Regions from separate parts of the Homo sapiens genome. Here regions 1 and 2 are each linked to region 3. A link is a loop called in an ENCODE intact Hi-C map of the cell type or tissue named here. Cell type or tissue: mammary epithelial cell. All regions are shown on one strand. Links, peaks and the distances in the headings refer to the core of each region. The heading gives the core; the rest is flanking DNA. Region 1 overlaps LINC02456 (long intergenic non-protein coding RNA 2456). Region 2 has its middle 85 kb from the start of LINC00485. Region 3 overlaps PARPBP (PARP1 binding protein).

Region 1 (5,000 bases), core at 1-5,000, 530 kb after region 3:
GATGGATTAAAGATTTAAATCTATGACCTCAAACTATGAAACTACTAAAGGAAAACATTGAAGAAACTCTCTAGGGCACTGGCCTGAGCAAAAATTTATTGAGTAATGCCCTACAAGCACAGGCAACCAAAGCAAAAATGGACAAATGGAATCACACCAAGTTAAACTGCTTCTGCACAGCAAAGGAAACAGTCAATAAAGTGAAGAGACAACCAAAAGAATGGGAGAAAACATTTGCAAACTCTACATCTGACAAGGGATTAATAACCAGAATATATAAGGAACTCAATTTATAGGAAAAAAGTCTAATAATCTGATAAAAAATGGGCAAAGTATTTGAATAGATATTTCTCAAAAGAAGACATACAAATAGCAAACAGGCATATAAAAAGGTGTTCAATATCATTGATTATCAGAGAAATGCTCATCAAAACTACAATGAGATATCATCTCTTCCCAGTTAAAATGGCTTGAATCCAAAAGACAGGCAATAACAAATTCTAGTAAGAATGTGGAGAAAAGGAATCCTCATACACTGTTGGTGGGAATGTAAATTGGTAGAATCACTATGGAGAACAGTTTGGAGGTCCCTCAAAAAACTAAAAATACCATATGTACAAGCAATCCCACTGCTGGGTGTATACCTCAAAGAAAGGAAATTAGTATGTAAAACAGATATTTGCACTCCTGTGTTTGTTGCAACATTGTTCACAATAGCCAAGATTTGGAAGCAACCTACGTGTCCATCAACAGATGAATGGATAAAGAAATGTGATACTTACATACTATTCAGCCATAAAAAGAATGAGATCCTGTCATTTGCAACAACATGGATGGAACTGGAGGCTATTCTGTTAAGTGAAATAAGCCAAGCACAGAAAGACAAACGTCAGAAGTTCTCACTCATTTGTGGAACCTAAAAATCAAAACAACTGAACTAACAGAGTTAGAGAGTAGAAGGAAGGTTACCAAGTCCTGGGAAGGGAAGTGGGTTGTTAAGGGGGTGGTGGGAATGGTTAATGGGTCCAAAATATAGATTGAATAAGATCTAGCATTTGATAGCACAACAGGGTGACTATAGTCAATAATAATTTAATTGTACATTCAAAAATAACCAAAGGAGTATAATTGAATTTTTTTGTAACACAAAGGATAAATGCTTGCAGTGATAGATACCCCATTTTCCATGATGTAATTATTATGTGTTGCACACTTGTATCAAAACATCTCATGTACCCTATAAATATATACACCTATTATGTACCCATAAAAATTAAAAAAACATTTTGAGAGTGATTATGCCTTTTTATTGAAATAATTAAGTGAAAATAGGAAACAAAGATCTGAATGTCATCTACACAGAAGCTCCTGGGACAAGATATTATGAAATTTGTACTCCTTCTAAAACAAAAAAACAAACAAATAAGCAAAACCCAAAATGGTCAACGCTTTGTAATAGTGAGACATTTGAGACACTAAGCACAAAGTCTCCTATACTCTTTCTAAACACCCAACCCTCTTTGCCTACATTGCACCCATGAGAGGATTTGGGGAAGGACAAATAGCAGAAGGTGCTATAATTGGCTATAGAACTTTAAGAGGGGCCTCTTCTAGACCTTCACAAGTTTTTTCATTACCCTACACATCCAGAAGAAAAGCTTTTTTTTTTTTTTTTAAACTCAGCCAGCTACTTGAATGTTGGATCTTCAAATTAAATAAAAATATATATTTAAAAACACCCTCAATAACTAACAAAAAAAATCACTTGGTTATTTGATACATGGACCATGTCTCAATAACTTGTTTATTTCTCCCACAGGATTAAATCTGAGTACATAGTGAATGACCAATCAATCCTCATAGTTTGATTATAGATTATTGACTTACATTTACGAGATGCTTTCTGGAAACTCTCCTATCCCTCAACTCAGAAGTCTGACAACGTGTGTAGAGAAAACCTGTGTCTAGAGCATGCATTGGCTCAGAGCAAAACACACCCAATATTGTCAAACAATTGGTTGTTGACAAAAATTCAACCTTTATTTAATAGGGAAAATGTGTTTGGCAGGTAGAACCCAAGTCCTCGAAGGCTTTTTTTTTATGGTGTATATGTGTTTTATTTGTTTTTATTGCCACATGTATTAAACAGTCATCCTATCTCACCTTGGGTGATTGGAGCCCTCTTCAGTAGGTAGATTCCTCCAGCCATCTTGGACCATTTCTGTGACACAGACAATGTTTTCTTCTTCCCAAACTTTATTTTGAAGTAAGTTCAAGGAAATTCAAAACAGCAAGGTTGAGTGGAAAAAATAAGTCTTTTGTTCAGCATGTACAGTTTGAATTCTGTCAGGAGATATTGTACTTTCCTTTTATTACACTTTATTTTGGAGGTTTTTTTTTTGTTTTTTTTTTTTTTTTTAAGAGTCAGAGGAACCCTAAGTCAGGAGGCTGTCCATAGCTGAGTCTCATGGACAAATGGTCAGCTCAAACACATAACAAAGGGTCTGTTGTGATGTTGCCAATTCTATTTCATGAAATCTTTTTTTGGTATAAACTGGAGAAAGCACTTTGTTCAGTTAAAGATTTTTTTTCTTCCCTACCAGTTGTCCTTGCCAAGGTCAATGTTTCTATTATGTGGGGGGAAGCATACCCGCCCCCTGGTGGCTGATTTACACATAGACCTTTTTCTTTACCAAGACCCGTGGATCTCAGTAGCTAAAATGTCCTAGTGTGGTGTACATTCATTTAACAAATATTTATTGAGCTCCTGTTTTGTGCCAGGCAATGTACTAAGTGATTCGAGTTGGGAAACCCAAGGTCTTCCTCTGGGTCTTTTATATGGCAACCAACCATTCAACCTGTTCACAAGGCGGCCACCTCACCTCCGGTGCTTCATTTTCTCAACAATGAGCTATATTATATCTGCACTACTTATCCCAAAGCATAGTATCAAAGATCCAAAATGATAAAATAACAGCAAGTGTGATCGTATGTTGTAAATTAGATGAGGTCACTCCAGTGCTTAAAATAATTTAATGTCTTCCCATTGCCCTTAAAATAAAATCCAACCTCTTTTTATGGACTCAAAGACCCAGCACAATCTATCCACTGCCTCCTTGTCAACCTCATGCCACACCATTCTCCCCCTGGAGAATCTCACCCCTTAATACAGGTCAACTGTCATTTTCTTGAAAGTGCAATTTCCCCCTTAAGGCCCGTATATGTACTTTCTCCTCCCCTTTATAAGCGTCTTCCTACTCTTCACCTACCTAACTCTTATTTATCTTCTTTCTGAATGAAGGCCACCTTCTCAGGAATTTCTTTGCTAAGTACTAGTTCTAAAAATAGTTCACTTTATTATATTATTTCATAGAATCTTATTTTCCTTCATAGGTCTTATCCTGTATAGCAAGTATGTATTTATTTAAATTGCTATTTTTGACCATCTTCTCCACCGAAGTGAAAGTTCCATGAGGACATGTACCATAACTGTATAATTCACTACAGTCTATCTTGCACCTGTAAATAGCATCAATTGGACTTTGGGGAATGAATGAATAAATGACACCTGTGGAATGTTATAGAAATGTGAATTTATTATATATAAATAAGATAATATGAAATATAGAAAAAGTAGGAAAAGCAATTCAAGAAAGAGAATATTGGTGCATTTAATAAGTATTTTGAAATATGAACTTTTAAAGTTTAATTACTCAGTTATATAATCTATATGTTATGACTGCTTAATTAAATAGAATTTAGAATGTTATAACCTAAGCTAAGTTTGCAGGTGACAAAACTGGTGTCCAAAGACATGAAGTGAGACATATAAGGTTATACAGAAGCAGAAACAAGACTAGAATATATGTCTGTGATTCCTGACCTGGAGTTCTTTTGACTACATTGTGTTTATTCTTGTACAACATTATTGTTATGAAACTTCATTTCTTAAGGCTTTATAGACTTATTAAACTTTTGTATTCTATTAAGGTTAGACTAGAGCATCTATAAACAAATTGCTTAATAATTATTGAGCATCTTCCGTCCTGATGTCCTGGAACTAAAATATATATATATATATCTTAGCTCAACTGCCTTCTCCCTTCTCCTGCTTCTCCTTCTCCTTCTCTTCTCCTTCCCTTCTCCTTCCCTTCTCCTTTCCTTCTCCTTTCCTTCTCCTTTCTTCCTTCCTTCCTTCCTTCCTTCCTTCCTTCCTTCCTTCCTTCCTTCCTTCCTTCTTTCCTTCCTTCCTTCCTTCCTTCCTCCCTTCCCTCCCTACCTGTTCCCTTCTATTTTACTATTTCCTTACTGGGAGCATTTTGTCATCCTTTGTGCTTAAAGGGTACTTTCTATCTGGAAACTCATTTCCTCCATTCTGGGAAAGTTTCTTGAATTATTTCTTTTATAATTTTCCCTCCATTTCCTATTTTTATTTTTCTGTACTTCTGCTTTTCCTTCATTTCTGCTCCAATAACTGTAATTAACAATAGCCTTTTGATGATATTTGAGTATTTCTTTTTATAACAAACTGTTCTTATTTCAAAGCCACAGTATCCTGTCTTAAGTTTTTGAGGAAACGAATGGTACTATTTTTGAAATTATTTTTTCTTTGCATTTTTTTCATCTTTCTGTTTCTTTTCCCCCATTAGTATGTTTAAATTACTGTCTTTCTTGTTGAGGTTTTCCTGAAATGTCTGGTGATTCTTGGATGTCCATTCTTATTTGAGAGGACAGAGTTGCCAGACAAGATAGGGAACAGTCATTTGAATCTGAATTTCAGATAAACAATGAATACATTTTTAATATGTCCCAAAGACCGCATTTTTATTTGCTAAATCTGGCAACCCCAAGAGAGGGGCAAGAAGCAGCTGAAGAAACGTCTGTGTGCATGGATAGGACTTGTTGACTACTGGGTGTTACTAAGATGATCTGGCTGGGCTGTTTCACTAGAGGATCCCTGACCATTAGCATCTTTAGGTTTTCACTGAGCACTTAGAGCA
Region 2 (7,167 bases), core at 2,168-7,167, 570 kb after region 3:
TGCACTTTTGGGTGGATTTCAGATTTTGCTTACATGATGTCATAAAGCTCAATTGATATGGTGGTTTCTTAGACAACCAACAGATCTAATAACAAAGCATAAAACAAAGCAAAACAAAACAAAACAAAAAAACAAAAAAAAATCCCTAGATATCCAGATTTGGAATTTATCCCTAAATGACTGAAATTTTTACTTTATTATTGATTTATTCTCACATTGAAATAGTGCAGAGACCATCTCTGCATGACATTGTCTTCTAATACTATAGATAATAGGGGTAAGAGGTGTACTTAAAAGATGAACAGGAAATAATGATGGCCAATCATCAATTGCTACCCCTCTTCATACTTCTTCTGAACCTAATTTATGTTGCTAGTAGATAATTTATCATCACTGTTTTATGTTGATTCCCCCTCCCCATTGGTGAGGCTGTAAATTACCTGAGAGCAGAAACCATGCCTTGCTCATACACCCCACTCCTGGAATAAGTTAGGCCCCTGTGTCATGCTCTCTCACAATCCCCTGGGCTGCTCTTTCTGGAGCACTCTTCATAATTGTAAGGAGTGTGTTTAGCCTGCGCTCTTTTGACTTTCTCTGGAGGGGTCTCTACTAGAGTAAAAATTCTGGTCTCTTATCCCATCTCAGCTTTTTCTTCTCTTAACCAACAGAGCTTAGCCAGAGGTGTGGCCCAGCTGATTGGCAAGGGCCATCCTGAGTTGGCTGCTGGTCAGATAGGAGAAGGTGAAAGTGGGCACAGATTGCTTGGCAATGGGTGCTATTGGCAGAGAACCTTAATGATGTTTGGCTCTGTCTTTCTGCAGGGACTATAAGTCGGATGATTAAATTAGTTCCCTGTGAAGGAGGCCTATAGTTTTGTGGAAAAAATTCAGTTCAGGGGCACATTATAAAGCCCTCTTGGCTAAGTAAGCCACATGCTCCAAACAGTTTTATCAGTCATAAAGCTGGTGTGCTTATTTCTTCCTTTTCTTTTTCTTCACTTTTCTCTTCTCTTCTCTTCTCTTCTCTTCTCTTCTCTTTTCTTTTCTTTTCTTTCTTTTCTTTTTGAGACAGGGTCTCACTTTGTCATCCAGGGTGGAGTGCAGTAGTGCAAACACGGTTGACTGCAGCCTTGACCTCTCAGGCCCAAGTGATCCTCCCACCTCAGCCCGACAAGTAGCTGGGACTACAAGCAAGCACCACCATGCCTAGCTAATTTTTGTATGATTGTAGAGATGGAGTTTCGCCATGTTACCCAGGCTGGTCTTGAACTCCTGAGCTCAACCGATCCGCCCACCTCTGCCTCCCAAAGTGCTGGGATTAGAGGTGTGAGCCACCATGCCGGGCCTGGTGTTTTGATTTCTACCATTCTGACTCCCGTGTCTCTCTCAGGTGATCCAGAACTTGGGTGGGGAAGAGAATGGTATAATGACATGATTTTTTAAAATGCTAAATTGTTTTGAATTGAATATCTGTATTGCCTGCTAGACTGGAAGGTCAATGAAAGCAGAGATCTTCTATCTGTTTCATCATTGCTTCCCCAGGGCCTATCATTGTGCCTGGCATATTATAGGCCATCAATAAATATTTGTAGTATGAACAAATAAATTTATCTTTTGATTATCATTTTTTAGTATAGTCCCTGACATAGAAGTAGGGCTTAGTAAATATTGATTTGAATTGGAGCTGAGGTTTCAGATGGGGGTGGCATCAGGAGTCACATTCTGGTTCATTCTTCTTGGTTCTTTGACCCAGTCCTCCCTATTCCTGGGTGAGTGCTAATAGCCCCTAAGCCAACTGTACTTGTTCATGTTGCTTCTCTTTCCCACCTCAGCACAGCGCATAAGGGGAGAGGGGAGTATAGTCAATGGGAACCTATCAGTTTCCTACTTGCATGCCTCATCTCCAGCCCCGTGGCAGAACATTTATTTTTTATTGAAAAAGACAAAAGCTGGGATAAAAGAGGAAATGAGGGCATTTAATCATAATAGTAATAGGACTTAGAGTGTGTTCCACCTTCCCAGTAGCAGAAAGAACCTGTACGTAGGCTCTCCAGTCACCCTGTCCAGGCACTGGTCCACCTCCTAGATCCCGGGGCTCACTTTGGGCTGTGCCTTCTCCTGAACTCCATCTAGATTCTTAATTAAGAACAGAACATTTTCTTCATTTCCACTACACAGAGGAATGACATTATATGCAGAACATCTGTAAATCTTAAGTGTGGGCCTCAGGCAGCACCACTTTCCCACACATAAATCTTTGTGTGAGCTTAGGTCAATCGATACTTGCCTTCATAGGTGACTCTGGGGTCAAGCACATGTCCTTTAGACTATAAGGTCAGGACCCTCTTTCCAATGGGAAAGAGGCCACAATTGCAGAGAGCTGAACAATGGCCCCAGGTCGTGGCACTTGTCTGTGTTTTTCCTCCTGCAGTGCTCTGGCCTGGATGACTGGAAGCCCATTCAGTCAGCTGGAGTCTCAGACTTTCAGTCTGAAGGTGTGGCACAATCACCTATTCAGGGCTAATGTTCCTCCTCAACATGTGCAGTCCAGCCTACGATTTCCCTCTTCCATGGGCAAGGAGATAACAATGTCTTGGAGATCAGTCACTCCATCTTCACACAGCTTCTGTCAAATGATGCCCAACCATGTGCGGATGGCCAAAGCACACCTGGTGCTTCCATATGATAGAATGTAATGCAGCTGTTGAAGATCGTATCTTTTAAAAATTATTTAACCATCTGGGAAAAGGTTGATGATGGATTATTAAGTGAAAAAAATTATTACACTGTAATATAGATAGATGATAGGTAGATAGATGATAAATGGATCAAGCATGAAAGATGATGAGTGCCTCAAAACACTGAAGAGCTCTTCGAGACACTCAATCTCAAACCGAGGAACCATGTTTCTATAACTCTCTGTTTTGCCTTATGTTATCTAGAAAGACAAGCAGACAGAGTATATGTCTAGGAGGAAACAATCATAACCATTATTTAAATGCAGAAATGTAGAGAATCCAGAGCATGGTGCAACACCAGAGTTCCCATTCAGTCTATTCGCTGAGTCACCAGTGGTCACCGGGGGTCCTTCTTCTGCTGCTCTCTTTCCATCTTTGCTTCCTTTCTATCTCTATGGTTTTCCCACCCCTTTACACATTTCTGCAGCATCTTAACATCACTCTGGCCTTAACAGAGCCTTGCAATCCTCCACAGAAGCAGGCTTAAGGCCTCTGGGGGTTACAGAGTGAGGCATTTTTTGAGGTGAACTCCTCTTGCTAATATTTAGCTCATCACATATAATTTATGGGGTTATTTATAGTAAAGAACACCCTATCAGGGGTAAGAGGGACAGAAAACCCCATCAGGTTTCATTGGATTTGCCATATAGTTAGGCAGACATATCATGAAATGTGTTGACCTAGAAGAGAAGATACCCAGTTTTTAATGGAAAGCAGAAGGGTTACCCAGTCATAATCATGGCTAGACTTAAAAGCTGCCTATTTCTATGTTTTAAAGTATACTTTTCTCTTATTTTCATAATCATCACTCTATACTCCTTAAAAAAAAGGTGACTACATCCGCCGTTTGCATTGCTTCTTGAGAAAGTTTGAGAAATAAATTCTCATAAGTAAGCTGGAGCCATGGAATTTCTGATTGAGGTTGGAGTTACTGGAACCAAAAACCAATGTGAAAGGCAAAGCCTAACAATAAAGGCAGTGAGAACCAAATAGATAGCAGCAAAGTGACCTCTCTAAGGTTAGATCAGAGGATGCATGTTGCAGAACAAGGGGAATAAAATAGATAGCTGTGATAGGGCTGGACTCTGGAGGTCTGAGGAAGCTTGATTTGATGCTGAAGCCCATTGGAAGGGCAAACCCTAGAGTTGAGGCTGCAGGGCCTCCCCTCCTGCCCTCAGCTCTTATTCTACCCCACCTTCTGCTCGTGGCTCATCTGTCTCTCTCCTTCCCAGGTGGGGAGCTCAGCTGTTCTGAAAAACAAAATAGGAAGTCACTTATATGCCCTGGAGCCCTGCTTTTGTAATTCTGATACAGGGCATTAGACCTAATTTAATTTGAAAATAATATAGTAAGATGAAAGGAAATCCCACTTGAGCTTCTCATTTTAAAAAGAGTTCAAAAAAAGATAAAGTAAGCCTGAGAACCTCAAAGAAGGCCCTCTGGTCAATAGAGGCAGACAGGCCAGATGTTTTTGCCATCTGTGTCTTGTCCCCTCTGACATGGGGCTAGCTGAGGGAGAGAGGCACACAACAGAAGAGCAGGCTAGCTTGCTAATACTGCCCTCTTATTTAGCTCATGGAAATGTCATAACATCTAAGGTCTTACTTTCCCTCTGGATTTGAGGGGAAAACATCTATAGTCCTCTTGAACTCATTTCATGGAAGGAACTTTGTTACAGTGCAAAATTTCACCAAAGATTAATTGAACTTGACATCCTGAATGTCTTTTGCACAATGTACTAAAGTGGATTTTTTTTTTAAAAATGTCAGTATCTGATCCTTGGTGTGTGGTTTTTAGATGTCCAAAGTATTCCCACTTCTCAAATTCCCTTTAAGAAGCTGGAATGCAATGCATTTCTGAGTGTTCTTTATTTCAGTTGAATCCCCACCTTGCTATAGCAGTACTAAATATACTTAAAATCAACAATTCATCACAATAAAAAAAAAATACTGAGTGATATCCAGAGTGGCTGGCCTTCGTTCAACACCAACCATTCTCTAGTTTACGGGAAATTAGGATCACAGGCCAGCTTTACATTAACTGGAAAGTGTACGCTACCATCTTGTGGACAAAATATCAATAACACTGAAATATACTCAAGACAACTTACCATCTCTTTTGTATTACAGTGAACATTTATTTTGTCCTGGGTTCCCACATGCACTCATGGTGACCATTCCATGCAATTTAGAACTTTGGCACTGAATTATCTTTGTTAATAAATTGGGTACAGTTCAACATGAAGAAAAGCGAGCTTACCAAGAAAATTTTGGAACCCAAATACCAGAGACCTGGATCCTCATGTAACCTTCGCCTTTGATTCTTGCCTCTTCAGTTTTCACTTTTCTAAATGCAAAATGCAAGTGTTGATTCTGGTCATCTTATACTGAACACATAGGTTTTTGGTTGGTGTTGACAGGGTTAGATTTTTATAATATCCCGAGGAGTTGAACGTTATGATCCCAAGAGAAATTAATTTATTAACCAGTTGTTCTTTAACTGATACAAAAATTAGTTACTCTTCTCCTGGATGGTTTGCACATGAACATACAGGTGCATATCTCACTTGCTATGGTACCAAACAATGACATCATAGGATGCAGAAGGAGATGGTGTCATCACAGCTGTATGACATGAAAGTTATAGGATCACAGCATCTTAGGGTAGGCAAGGACCATCAAGTTCATTAAATTCAATTACATTTCTAATGCGTGAATCACTTGTATAATATCCAATTGCTTGTTGAATCTCTTCTTCTAGAATATAAGAAAGTACTTGAAAAGGGGACCACGTAAAAGACAGGAAAACAGGAGATTTCTATTCCAAATTTCTAAGGATGCTTTTTTTTATTGCTGTTGTTTGCTAATAGATATTATGACAGTTGGTAACTAGAGAATCTCTAAGGAAGAATCTGTAACTATCAGTCTCCTACCCTTGATGTTGTGGTTCTAGTCTATTTACAGTATGCCAAATAGCTTCTTGCCCACTGGAGCTCAGAAGACCTTCTAAAGTTAGAACTTTCCAGTGTTAAAAGTTTCTACTACAAGCTAAGGGTCTGTTGTATTCCCTCAATTCTTCCTTTAAGCCGTCATATCTAAGTTAGAAACATGTGCAAGTATGTGTGTTTGTGTGTTTGTGTGTTTTTCTGTGTGTGTCCATATACTTGTGTGTGTGTGTGTGTTCTCGGTGTTTTTCTTACTTGTAGGAAAATGATGACTCTCTCCCACCCCCAATTTGGTACTAGTGGCAAAGCATCATTTAAGAGGGCCACACACTGGTCATTTTTGTTATGAGCAAAAAATATAACTGGTCTTACACAGTTTTCCTTCCTGTTAAAAAAAGGAGTAATCTGTATCTTCTCTACCTCCCATAGATATATTTTGACAATTACGATACCACCATCTTTCATTAGCTCATTAATCTAAATATATATGTTTCTATTACAACATTGCTTACATAACAGAGAGCCAATTTCAAAAGAAGTATGTTCACCCCATTTAACTATTCATGCTGAAGCACTGAGTTTTGCAAATAGAAAAGCCCTAAAGCTACAACAAGATGATGACAATGATGACAGCAACAGTAACAGAGACAATACAACACTTAGACAGGCATTTGTTCCCAGTACTGGGTCTGAGGAGGACAGGTGAGAAATAGAAATGTAACTGACTACAAGTGAGTGACTGGACCAGGGATTCCAGAGCAATTCCGCTTGCCTTTGTATTTCAAGGTTCTTGACCCTCCTCTTCAGGAGTATATTATGGGTTATTATTTTTTTTTTTTTCATTTTATCTTGTGGCAAAAGTATAAATGTGGTCTCTGAAGAGAGGTCATTATTTTAAAAGGTCTGAGAAGCTTTAAAAAAGCTGTGATCCCACCCAAATCTCAACTTGAATTGTATCTCCCAGAATTCCCACGTGTTGTGGGAGGGACCCAGGGAAATGTAATTGAATCATGAGGGCCGGTCTTTCCCGTGCTATTCTCGTGATAGTGAATAAGTCTCATGAGATCTAATGGGTTTATCAGGGGTTCCTGCTTTTGCTTCTTCCTCATTTTCTCTTGCTGCTGCCATGTAAGAAGTGCCTTTTTCCTCCTGCCATGATTCTGAGGCATCCCCAGCCATGTGGAACTGTAAGTTCAAGTAAACCTCTTGTTTTCCCTAGTGTCAGGTATGTCTTTATCAACAGTGTGAAAATGGACTAATACAAGCTGGATAGAAACTCTGCCTTGATTAGCTATGAAACCAATATTGCCAAAGCACCTTTTTTTTTTTTTTTTTTTGGATGTTCAGATAGTTCTTTTTTTTTTTTAATACTTTAAGTTCTAGGGTACATGTGCACAATGTGCAGGTTTGTTACATATGTATACATGTGCCATGTTGGTGTGCTGCTCCCATTAACTCATCATTTACATTAGGTATATCTCTTAAT
Region 3 (7,296 bases), core at 1,297-6,296:
CTTTGGTTCATCTGGGATTTGTTTTTATATGATATTGGAGGTAAGAGATTTTTAAAAATCTGATAGACCCCCATTTATAATATTGGTATATTGAGTGGTAAGTAAGTTTTAGGGGCAGAAGTGGATTGTAATGCTAGCAATCATGGTGGATCATTGTCAATTTGGTATCCTATAACATAAATAAACATAATAAAAATAGCTGATATTTATTGAACACTTGTTACATGTCAGACATTGTGCTAAGTTCTTTACTCAGATTATCATTTGATCATTACAACAACCTGACTTGATAGATACTATTACTATTCCTAATTTAGAGGTGAAGAGACTAAAACACAGGGATCAAGTAACTTGCCCTAGGTTATATTAAGTAGCAGAGTAGGGATCTGAACACAGTCAGTACTGTGCATCCATTCTCTTAATGACTATATCTTGTTCCATGAAACTTCATTCCATTCTAAGATTCTAAGAAGGATTTTTTTTCAGGATTTTATTCTGAATTGCAGTCTGTCTTCTCATATGGATATCCATTACAAAGAAGTAAATTTGGAAGAGGGTTTTGAAAATAACTTAGAGACAAAATAAGTGACATCTTCTGAACTTCCAGATAATATATTGGGGAGCCATTTCTATTGAAATATCAGATATTTAATTTTTAAAAAATTTTTTGTAAGGCAATATAGATATATTTTGTTAAAGTCAGGTGGTACTACAGTCATCTGTCAGTTTTTTGCCCTTGAAGATATTCCTTCTGGAAAGTCCCCTGTCATCTTTATTCAATCTTTGCTTTTGCTCGTTAGGCCTGTGTCAGAGTGGCAACCATGAACCTTCATCCTCACCTCGTGAAACAGTCTCTGCCTGTTTCCTGGCTCTTATGACTTTATTTTAATTGGTAAACCCCTTATTTTGCTCAAGTAGCTTTCTCAGAAAAAGTAAATGGTAAGCAAATATTTTATGTTAGTCTTATATTTGGTTGCATATGATTTTATGTCATGTTTCATTTATTTCTCTAAGATTATTTATTATATTTAATGTAAAAATATTGTTATCTGCTTCCTGAATGGTCTTTGTTTTATCTAGATTGGATGCTTTTCTGTTTTTTACTTTCTTTTTTTTGCCCTCTTTCATAGTAGAGGTGTTCCCACAATGTGTGGTGATTCTGAACTGTCCTTTCATATTTAAGAGTGAGGCCCTATAGAGCTGATTAGTAGCTCTGTATAGTGGGTTTATTTATAGCATGATGCCCAGTTGGCTCTTTTGTTGGAGACTTACTCTCCAAATGTCAGTAACTTTAGATCTTTTCTTTGGGACTTTCCCAAAAATTTCCACAGAGGAATCTTTTAATCTCTGAAAGCTGTAAATCTGGCTAGCAATATTCTGGGATTTGAGATAGGTCCACGTTGATGCTGAGTCTCACAGTTCCGTATGTAGACTTACTCAATTCCTTTGTTTTTAGTCCTGCTGCCCCTGGGTCTGGAGCCTCTCATAGTTTCTTTAGAACAGTTCTGCTTCCCATGCTGAGGTGGGAGAGAAGCACTAGACTGACTGCTCAGAATAGAGGGAGAATGGGGGTATAAGTGTTCCTTATGGAGACTGTCAACTAGCTTTTCTGTTTTCAACCCTGCCTTTACATAGCCATCAGTATTGCCTTCAATTTCTGATTAATTTCTGAGTTTGCTTCTTACTGATGTTCCTCTTAGCAGTTACTTAGGTTTTAGCTTTTGTATTCTGGGTAGTTAGTTATGACTCAACCATCTGTTTTCATTTTTTTGTACTTTGATGAAATGCCTCTACTCTCATCAGCTGTTGTTTCCTCTCTCATTCTCTTTTTCTTCATAGATGGAAACTTTTTTGTTTTTTGCTTTTTTGTCATTTTAGTGAAGTTTTGGAAAAGAGCAGAGATAAATGTGTATGTTCAATCCAATATGGTTTGTTATAATTACATTCCTTTTGGAGGAATTTCTGGTTGTGGTCAACAGGGTAGAAGTACATTTGTTTTAGAGGCATCTAGGGTGAGGGAATAGACTTCTTCAACTTAGCAGCCATTTATTTTGGATATTCCATGTGGTTATAATAAGGAAGTATCTTCTAGAGAAGGTCTTGAGGAAGTGAGTATCTAAATAGTGAATGTCTTCAACTGGGTATCTGAATAGTCCACTTGAGCAATTTTTGTTATCTTTTTTGTGTTGATTTGTTTGTTTATTTTTGTTCTGCAGTAGGTATAGGTTTGTTTTATAAATAAAATAAAATTATTAAAAACTAAAAACATATACCCTATGCATATCATAATAGATATTAATAGAAGGTGTACAGAGGAAAGGGCAATTGACCTGGTTTCTGGGAGCCAGGGATAAGGGTGTCAAGAATGCTTATCTGGATGGGTGTTAACAGTTAAGCCTAATTTTGAAGGATGAACTTGAAGGAGTTAACTAGACATGGTGGGTGGGAAAGTGGATAACCCATTTGGACATTGCTTCACTGGTTATTCATTTTATCTTATAATTTCAACCTCTCCCTTTACTAGTACTTTAGCCACATTCTATAAGCTTATAAGAAATAAACAACAAACTGTCTTCTTTGTTTCTTCCAGTTCCTTCTTCCTTTTACAGCTCATATTCTTAAAGAAAATACTTTCCTTTTTTCTGCTTCCCTCTTTGTAAGTATTTAATGTATATTTCTCAATAGACAGTAAACTCAATGAGAGTTTATTGGTTTTCTTCACCAATATTCCCTAGCCCTAGCACAATTTTTGCCAGAATAGACAGTCAATATTTATTTGATTGTCTGTACTTGACTGATTTATACTCCTTCACTTTTTCCCTCTACTGAAGCTATTCTGCCAGTGGTCACTTGTGATCTTCTAATTATCATAGTCTTTGGTCTCTTTTGAGTCTTCAAATTTAGTCATTTCCTATTGGAACTCTTTTTTCCTATAACTTCAGATACGTCATTCTCTTATTTTCCACCTACCTCTTCTACTACATATATGCAAATTCTTCTAAATCTATATTTCAGTGAAATTCGAACCTCTTTCCTGAGTTTCAGAAACATATCTTCAACTATCTTTAAGATGGTGCCTCACAGGCAACTCATATGTCCTAAACTAAATTTTTGTCTTTCTCTGCAAAACTGCTTCTCCTCCTGAAGCGATGAAGCCTGTCTCTCTCCAGCTCCCAAACAAGAATCTGGGGCATATCCTAAATACATTCACTCACTAAGATCCGTCACTTTTTCTTACTTCACATTTTTTATGTTCTTTCTCCTCATCTCTTCCTATAGCTACTATTTTATTTCCAGTGTTTACTGTTTCAGACTTTCATCCTTTCTTGTCTGGACCTTTTCACGTGTCACTGAGTTGTCTATTCTGCCTCCAGTCTTAAGTTGCCCTATCCTGTCGTCCTCATTGCTGCCAGAGTGATTTTTCTGAAACAACAAATGTTACTCCCATAATTAAAACTTTTCAGTGATTCCATATTTGGTACAGGGTAAAGCTTCAGGAACCTCAATATGATACACAAAACTGTCTATGCTCTAACTCCTGCCCATCTCTCACTCTGACCTCTTTATCCTCCTCGTCTCTGTCAACCTTAAAACTTAGAAATAAAAATGTATTTAGCTCTTGTATCTGAGGAAAAGTTTATACTACTTATTTTTAAATAGAAAAATTACAGTAATGTTTGAGTCCAAGGAAGGGTGGAATAGACAGACTGGGAAGAAATAAAGAACACTCATCGCCCCACTGCCCACTTTTCATGAGGCCATCTTAGCTATAGGTGGCTGCATTTCTACACTTTGCCAGTAGGTGACACCATAAAATGCATAGTGTACTTTCACCTGAAAGATGTCTTAAATGAGATGTTTCAAGTTGTATCAATTAATAGTTCCCTGTTGTTCAGAAGTTGAAAATTCTGTATTTCACATTTATCACACAACTTTTTAATGCACATTTACATTATACTGTCATGCGCCACTTGATGAGAATATGCTCTCAGAAATGCATTGTTAGGCAATTTCATCACTGTACAAACATCATAGACTGTACATACACAAACCTGGATGGTGTAGCCTGCCACACACATAGGCTATATGGCATAGCCTATTGCTGCTAGGCTACAAACCTGTATGGCCTGTTACTGTATCAAATACTGTAGGCAATTGTAACACAATGGTATTTGTGTGGCTAAGCATATCTAAACATTGAAAAGGTCCTGTTCAGAATGCAGTATAAAACATAAACATAGATAAGCATAGGGTACTTGCCATGACTGGAGTTTGCAGCACTTGAAGTTGCTCTGGATGAGTGGTGAGTGAATATGAAGGCCTGGAACATTATTGTAAACTCTTGTAGACTTTATACACATTATAAACCTAGGCCACACTAAATTTATAGAGCAAATATTTCTTTCTTCAAGAATAAATTACACTTAGCTTGCTCTAACTTTATGAACTTTAAAATTTGACTATGAATTTTTTAAAATTTTGAAACTTTTTGAGTCTTGTAGTAACACTTAGCTTAAAACACAAATACATTGTACAGCTGTACAGAATTTTTTTCTCTGTATCCTTATTCTATATGCTTTTCTCTGTTTAATTTTTCTTTTTTTTTTTTTTTTTTGCTTTTTAAACTTTTTTGTTTAAAATTAAGACACAAACATAAACATTAGCCTAGGTCTACACAGGGTCAGGATTATCAATATGACTGTCTTCCACCTCCACATCTTGTCCCACTGGAAAATCTTCAGGAGCAGTAATACCCCTGGAGGTGTCATCTCCTACAGTCACAACACCTTCTTCAGGAATACCTCCTGAAGGACCTGCCTGAGACTATTTCAGTTAGTGCTTTTTTTTTTTTTAAATAAGTAGAAGGAGTACACTCTAAAATAATGATAAAAGGTATAGCAAACACATAAACCAGTAAGAGTCATTTATTATAATGACCAAGTATTATGTATTAAACATAATTATGTGCACTATACTATTATATTACTGGCAGCACAGTAGGTTTGTTTACACAAGCATCACCACAAACATGTGAGTGATGTGTTGAGCTATGATGCTACGATGTTACATCACTAGGCAATAGGAATTTTTCAGCTCCATTATAATATTATGGGACTACCATCATATATGTGGTCTGTTGCTGACTGTAATGTTATTATACAGCACATAACTATTTATGTTGGGCTAAATATACATGTTTGGAGTGTTAAATCTCACTGAAATTTTTCAGTCTAATCTCCTAATGTTAAAGTTTTTCTTGTTTAAAAATATTTCATGGCCGGGCTTGGTGGCTCACACCTGTAATCTCAACACTTTGGGAGGCCGAGGCGGGCGGATCACGAGGTCAGGAGATCGAGACCATCCTGGCTAACACGGTGAAACCCCGTCTCTACTAAAAATACAAAAAATTAGCCAGGTGTGGTGGTGGCGGGCGCCTGTAGTCCCAGCTACTCGGGAGGCTGAGGCAGGAGAATGGCGTGAACCCGGGAGGCGGAGCTTGCAGTGAGCCGAGATCGCGCCACTGCTGTCCAGCCTGGGCAACAGAACGAGACTCCGCCTCAAAAAAAAAAAAAAATTCAGAAATATTTTTCATATATTTTATGTGGCACCTTTAATTACATTTAATTTTTAAAGGTAAAATTTACTTCAACAAATAGTTATCAAATTCTTGAGTATGGTATGGAAAAGCAGTCACTTTATTTAGGAAAGTGAAGAACTCAGTAATTACATTAAAGTATTACCAATCATTTGTCTGTATTATTGCTTAGTGTTCTCTTCCAGTTACTTTATTTTGGTACAAGCTTGGGGATTCAGTTGTGCTTTTCATCAGCAGCCTCTTGTTTCTCTTTCTGCCCCAGGGCACTGGTGTGATGCAGTTAGGAGTCAGGAGCTCAGTTTGCCTCTTTCTCATCTAAATTCTCCTATTAATGTTTATCCAGAATAGCCATAATATATCTTCTGGGAAGCACTCCTGAATACCTCCTCCTTCTCTCTACTTCCCCACTCAAACTTGTCTATACTTTCAGTAGTTCATTGTATCATTATCACTTGTGAGCTCTTAAAGAGAAAGATTTTATTCATTTTTGTATTGCCGGTGAACAGCATAAATATCCTGATGTCATTTTAGTTAAAACTTCTGGAGTTTCTAGGCTTTAGAAGCAAGAATTTGAATTAAACCACTGTGTTGCTGAGCAGATATTAGAAGCTAACCTAATGGTGGCTCTAGAAGTGAGTATATAGTAATGGAGTAATCAGAGCACTACTGTTTGGGGTATTTTGCCATGGCTTCAAAATGTTGACCTTGGCAAGTCTCTGAAATACAAGTCTTATTTTTTCCTAAATACAATTCAGCCAGTGAATTACATCATCTTTAAAATTTAACATTTTTGTCATGTAGAAGGAATGAGAAAAGGAGGTCAAAGGTGACTTTCCTAATATCATTTGAAGCATTTTTTTTGTTCTTATAATTGGCACTAAGACAGTCCCAGATTTTATTAACCATTTGAATCTTTTCCAAAACTCTTTTCTATTAGAGATTAATTCCCAGGAAAAGCATATAATGTTAATTACGTTTTCATTTTGGCTACATTTCATCCAGTTCACAGCTGAAAAAGAAAGTCCACATATATGTGAAAGAATTCCTAGGGTCTACTCAGACTTCTGATTACAGAAGTATGGCAGACTAGGCCCCCAGATTGATTCTTCCATTGAAAATAATTAATAATGTTGGATAGCATATTTCAAAAATTCTTCTTAAATGCGTTGGTAAGTAGGCAAATGTAATGAAAATATAGGTCAAAAATAGGTGAAGGAGGAAAGCCAGCGAGGCAAGTGAAGAAGGGAAGCCAGCTTTTAGCCCAGGAACTGGCCAGCATGGGGAGATAAATAGGAAACACATACCCATTCTACAGGGCTAAGCCCTCAGTGTAAAAATAAACTAAGAATAAGGGCTTTACTTTGACAAAAGGGTTTCTCTAAAAACCTAGTTAATGGTAAAACGTTTTAGTGTTCTGCTTAAGAATAAGACAAGAGTTCCTGCTGTCATCAGTTCTTTTCAACATAGCATGAGATGTCCAATTCAGTGTAGTAAGACAAAAAGAAATAGGAGATATAACAGTTGAAAAAATAAAATTCTATTTGATGATAATATGACTAATTATATAGAAAACTCCAAGAATGTAAAGGCAAATTATTACAATTGGCAGTACAGTTTAAGAGTGTTGCTGGACACAAGGCCAATAAACAAAATGCAATTGGATTTCTGTATCATTACTAAATAGAAGGATTTTTTTTTAA

What was found. A loop is a pair of places that touch in the nucleus more often than their neighbours do. Peaks named below come from ENCODE experiments on the same cell type or tissue, not always from the same donor. Only the 100,000 strongest peaks of a DNase experiment are listed, where the experiment ranks them.
Region 1: a loop joins it to region 3, with 20 times the contacts of the local background. A loop is called at or near these places in 9 of 110 quality-filtered maps.
Region 2: a loop joins it to region 3, with 24 times the contacts of the local background. A loop is called at or near these places in 8 of 110 quality-filtered maps.

What each region holds. Positions count from the first base shown.
Region 1 is chr12:102,700,067-102,705,066 of GRCh38, forward strand. The region is part of intron 12 of LINC02456 (long intergenic non-protein coding RNA 2456); the gene reads left to right. Among named protein-coding and RNA genes, the nearest start is that of LINC00485, 120 kb to the right of the region's middle. In mammary epithelial cell, for the core only: a CTCF peak has its summit at 2,662 (motif pointing left); no DNase peak of the experiment used is centred there.
Region 2 is chr12:102,736,068-102,743,234 of GRCh38, forward strand. No RefSeq gene overlaps it. Among named protein-coding and RNA genes, the nearest start is that of LINC00485, 85 kb to the right of the region's middle. In mammary epithelial cell, for the core only: a CTCF peak has its summit at 4,783 (motif pointing left); no DNase peak of the experiment used is centred there.
Region 3 is chr12:102,166,309-102,173,604 of GRCh38, forward strand. All of the region lies in intron 6 of PARPBP (PARP1 binding protein), which reads left to right. Among named protein-coding and RNA genes, the nearest start is that of PMCH, 28 kb to the right of the region's middle. RefSeq lists an enhancer at 1,588-1,717. In mammary epithelial cell, for the core only: a CTCF peak has its summit at 3,793 (motif pointing right); no DNase peak of the experiment used is centred there.